2 separate regions of the Homo sapiens genome follow, and region 2 is linked to region 1. The links are chromatin loops, found by intact Hi-C in ENCODE. Cell type or tissue: PC-9. All regions are shown on one strand.

What was found. A loop is a pair of places that touch in the nucleus more often than their neighbours do. Peaks named below come from ENCODE experiments on the same cell type or tissue, not always from the same donor. Only the 100,000 strongest peaks of a DNase experiment are listed, where the experiment ranks them.
Region 2: it touches region 1 in a loop (12-fold over the local background); 5 of 110 quality-filtered maps call a loop at or near these places.

What each region holds. Positions count from the first base shown.
Region 1 is chr3:130,097,462-130,099,961 of GRCh38, reverse strand. It overlaps ALG1L2 (ALG1 chitobiosyldiphosphodolichol beta-mannosyltransferase like 2), which reads right to left. Exons shown (of 8, transcript NM_001136152.1): 8 at 1,572-1,739. The coding sequence ends at 1,707. It also overlaps the pseudogene FAM86HP. Among named protein-coding and RNA genes, the nearest start is that of LINC02014, 4.4 kb to the right of the region's middle. RefSeq lists enhancers at 1-696, 2,360-2,500. In PC-9, a CTCF peak has its summit at 1,491 (motif pointing right); no DNase peak of the experiment used is centred here.
Region 2 is chr3:129,828,422-129,830,921 of GRCh38, reverse strand. TMCC1 (transmembrane and coiled-coil domain family 1) reads left to right here. Exons shown (of 7, transcript NM_001017395.5): 4 at 2,414-2,500. Among named protein-coding and RNA genes, the nearest start is that of TMCC1, 64 kb to the left of the region's middle. In PC-9, a CTCF peak has its summit at 1,180 (motif pointing right); a DNase peak (open chromatin) is centred at 1,101; H3K27ac peaks cover 2,049 bases.

The sequences.
Region 1 (2,500 bases):
CTATCACTCAGGCTGGAGTGCAGTGGCACAATCTCGGCTCACTGCAACCTCCGCATCCTGGGTTCAAGCAATTCTCCCGCCTCAGCCTCCCAAGTAGCTGGGATTACAGGCACCCACCATCGTGCCTGGCTAATTTTTGTATTTTTGTAGAGATGGGGTTTCACCATGTTGGCCAGGCTGGTCTCGAACACCTGACCTCAAGTGATCCACCGGCGTTGGCCTCCCAAAGTGTTGGGATTACAGGCATGAGACACTGTGCCCGGCCACTTTCTAAGCTTTGTGAAGAGTGGGTTGATGGAACAGCCAGGTAGATGTGGGTTCAGATCTCTGCTTCTGTCCTGCTGTGCCACGTGCTGGGGCAGACTCGGGCAGAGAGTGGACAGCTGCATGGTGCCTGCTGCTAGCCATTTCTATGTAAAACCAGATTTCTGGTCCCTTCCTGGAGGCCAATTCTAGGTACTTGGGTGGGCCTGGGAACCTGTGAACCAAGTAAACTGACTTAGACACTCCCCACCCCGCCAGGCCTGTCCTAGCAGCCCCACACAATACGCTCATGTCCTGTCCCCAAACACCGCCATCCTCAAACACGTGCTCTGTTTCCAGGCTGGGCTGGGATCAGATGGGAAGCGGAAGCTCATCATGACCAGAAACTGTTTCCCTATGGAGAGCACTTGGAGATGGCAATGCTGAACCTCACACTGTAGGACTCATACACGACTCCAACGGGATTGTTAGAATCAAATCACTCTCGTGGGAAGAATTTTTATATGGGAAAGCGGATAAAACTTTCATTGGACTGGAATGTTTGGAGAATGTTAAATTCCAAATCAGGAACCACAATCTGCCCTCTAATAAGACATCGGCTATCTAAGCATGTGGGTGCCCCCTTTCTGCCAGCAGTTCTGGTTCTTAAGAAAATCACCATAAATCAGACATGAAAATTCTGGCTCCAAAAATAGCATTTTCTTTGTGCAAATAAAAACGTGTGTATCAAGTATGACGTTCCCCCAACGTGGACACACTCGGTTCCTCACAAAGCCAAGCCCGCTGCAGCTGCCACATCCCTGGACACACTCGGTTCCTCACAAAGCCAAGCTCGCTGCAGCTGCCACATCCCTGGACACATTCGGTTCCTCACAAAGCCAAGCCCGCGGCAGCTGCCACATCCCTGGACACACTCGGTTCCTCACAAAGCCAAGCCCGCTGCAGCTGCCACATCCCTGGGCTTGTGGTGCAGCAGGTGCTTTTCTCAAGACAGGAATCAAAGTGTTAGGAACATGGCAGAAAGGTGACACCTGGAGACCAAATGCAGGATGAGGAGTACTGCAGAGGTCACAGGGAAGTCACAGAACAGTAATACGCTAGCAGGGACATGGGGCGTGAAGAACAGAAGAAGACAGGAAGCATTTCTGAGACTCCAAAGAAGAAATCAGGGCCAACCACAGCTTCCCGGGTCATTCACCAGGTGGCACCACTGCCGTCATTTCAGCTTCTGGCCACTGGGAGGCGCTGCTTGAAAGGGTTTGCCCTGAGACTCCAAGAAGAAGCTGCGGGAAGGACAGCAGGGGCCCTGGGGTTTTAGCCTCTGGCCCAGGAGTTATGTGTCCATAACCAAAGGGAGCACAGTCTGCACCCAGCTCTCATCCCATCAGAGCTGCTGCGACTCCCGCAGGTTCTTCCGGAACTGGTTTAGCTTGCCTTCAGGATCAGGAAAGTTTGAGAAAAGCATCTGCAAAATACTGAAGAGCAGAGCTTACCTCATTGCCTGTCCCCACCCCATCCCAGGTCACCACCTGGATGACCCCAGCTCCCCGACCCAACAACAACCCCTCCCAAGTCCCTAGCTCCCTCACTTGGACTTGAGACCCTTCACACCCCAGCAGCGCTCCGCCTCCATCTTGACATGCTTTCTGGAAACTTCCCCGTATGTCCCACTTTCCCACACTTGGTGCCCTGGAGCACCTTCCGGCCTCTACATGATGTACGTTCCCCTGTGAGCACCCTCCTCTCGGCCTCTGGCCAACACAGTCCCACCCATCTGTGGGTAACAAGGGGGTGTTCTTTTCAGCCTTGCTAAACTGTCTGAATCAAGGATCACAAACTACAGCCTGCAGGCCAAATCCAGCCCACAGCCTGTGTTTGTAAATAAAGCTTTATTGGAACAAAGCCACACCCCTTAATCTACAGATGATCTGTGGCTACTTTCACACCACAACAGAGTACCATGGTTCTGACAGAGACTGGGGGACCCAGTCTAAATGACTTCTGACCTGGACCTTTACTGAAAATCCTCCCAATCATTCTGTTGACAAGAATGATGTATTACTTTTTGCAATAAGAAACAAGTAACCTTTGCAGAATTCCACCCATCTTTCAAGGCTGGTCCCAGAAGTTCCCTTAGCCCACGCACTACCTGATCCTGATCACTTCCTAAACTGCAGCCTGGCCCACCCGGCTCCAGCATCATTTGTGGAGTCTCAGCTCCATAAATCTAGAGGGC
Region 2 (2,500 bases), 270 kb after region 1:
CAAATGCTTGTGAAATCTCAAATGAATTTACTGATATTCAAAATGTACCACATTCTCTATTTTTTAAATAGGCAGCAACCAGATGACCAGTTGATTAGTTTATAATAGTGCCCAAATAAGTAGATTTGCTGAGTAATAAATTCCTAGTACCTTTGCATATGAGACAAGTAGAATGATCCTCAGCTAACCTTGACATCATTCCTTTATTCTTGCTGTCTTTTAATCTCATGGGATAAACATATTTTATACATTTTACTTCCAACAACAACAACAAAAATCAGTTGTATTAGCTAATAATGTGCAAATAGAGGAAAAAGTAAACTACTTTTTCAGTACTGTTCTGCTGCTTTCACACCCTCCCATCTTCTCAGGATCTAAATAGCCCAGTGCAAGAAGAGATGAGTTGATACACACTGATAGGGGATTATTTTGGTTACATTAGCCCTTTTCCTCTGAGAAACTCAATTCTTTCAGTAACTATTAGCCAGCAAGACAAACTCATGAGGAATGGTGAGATAATTACTATTTTTTTTAAAAATCAGAGTAACATTGTATTATGTGTTTATTTCATATTTGGTTAGAAGGGGATAATTAAATATATAAACTATTGGCAAAATTTTTGCCCACAAGGAGCACCAGAAAACCACACCAGAGGCCAAGACAGTCATTGATCTAATAAGGGCAAGGGTTTCTTTCTTGGTTCTCCCAAAGGGAAAGATATGAACAAAACCAATGCACAATCAGGAAAAGGGTAACAGGCCATAGTGGGATGGCTAGATTTCAGTGGAGCCACAAAGAATTTGGGTGAAAGGCAATGAAACTTCCATTCTCATGGTTGTTATTCATTTGCCTAATTTAGGAACAAACAATTTTGTGGCATTTAGAAAGTAGGAAGGTACTAGAGAGAGACAAATGTCTTTATCCCTGTCTCCCTGTTTATGCTCCTCTGTTATGAAGAGATTAGGTAATGGAATCACAGGCATGAAAGAATATGGACAGTGGAGCCACAATGACAGTGCCCATAAAATATTTGAAAAAAGTCTTCTGAGAGTAGTCATCAGGAACAAAACTTTAGTGAGTTTGCATTCCTGTTCCACTAAACTCTAGTAGCCTTGAGTTCACAGGGAACTCTTTTATTCAGCTAATTTATGGCTTTCTAGATTGCCACTTGGTGGCAGCAAGTCCACATATTCCCAGAACAGGAGCACCATGGTGCTTCATTGGTAGTGGCTTAAATTGTTGAAGTACTTGGTAGTGTAGGGAGTTTTAAAGTCCTTTAAACAAAAATTTAAAGAAAAATATGGAAATAACCTCCTACATCATATTTTGCATTCTGTAGCAGCTTCTGTGCATGTATATAATTTTGTCTTATATATTTGCACAAATACAGTACAAAAATAAACACTTTCTATTAGGAAAAATCTCATCATCTCCCATCCCCCCCTCCCTTTTTTTTTTTTTTTTTTTTTGCATGTGATTTTAGTAACCATGGCAGTTGCGTTGATTTTACATCTCTTAGTTTCAGCTTCCTTTTAATTTCTTGCATTTAATACTGGTATATGTTTGCTGTTTGACCTTTCTTTTTCTCTACTTTTCTATCCTACCCAGTTACTTTGCTTTTGAGTTTGTATGGATATATGGGAAGCTTCTGTCAGGGATGACACTATAGAGAAAGGGATTTCTTTGAATCTCCTTTCTTGATAGCTGGTACTGAGCAAAGCTCTAGTCTCTGATTCTGATTCTGTCTGAACCATTCACTCATATGGTGCCAGAAAGGTCATTTGTGCTTCAGCAGAGAATTCAACTTACAGGATTTTTATTTCCATTCTCTTCTCAAAAGAGCAAACCTGTCATCTCTAGTTACCAGTGAACTTGATGAATATGAATGGTAACACACTTTTCCATTAAAATCCACATATAGTTAGATTGGGATATCCATTTCTCACTGTTGTTCTTTGATTATACTGAGTTTCAGCCTGTGAATAATTAACTGTGGTTATGAATGAGAGGGATTAAATTGCCTCAGCTAGAGTAAACCTATTGGATGGTCTCTTCTCTTGATTTCCCAAGCAATGGCTGTTCTGTCAACTACCATTATAGTGTCCATTCCAAGATGGCTCCTCTAATATCTAATTCTGTATATATTGAATCTTGTAGGGATTTTTGCTTTTGAACATTGCTGTTTTAATTTCCTATGGACTTGTTCTGGGCTTTTTCTCTCATTCTAAAAAATAATCATTACCCACTATCTAGAAAACTGTCTTTTAATCTTCTGATTAAAGATTGCTTAATGATAGTGCCTATTTGTTTGGCCAGTAGCATGTTTTTCTTTGTTTTAACACTGGAGTTTCTGCATGGATTTATAATATAAGGTTTTTTTTTTGTTTTTTTGTTTTTTTGTTTTTAACATTAGATAGGCATGAAGCCTTCGTCTCACAGCTGCATGCGTAGTCACTGTTGAAGCAAATGCCTACCTAATTTGACACTCTTGGTGTGTTTA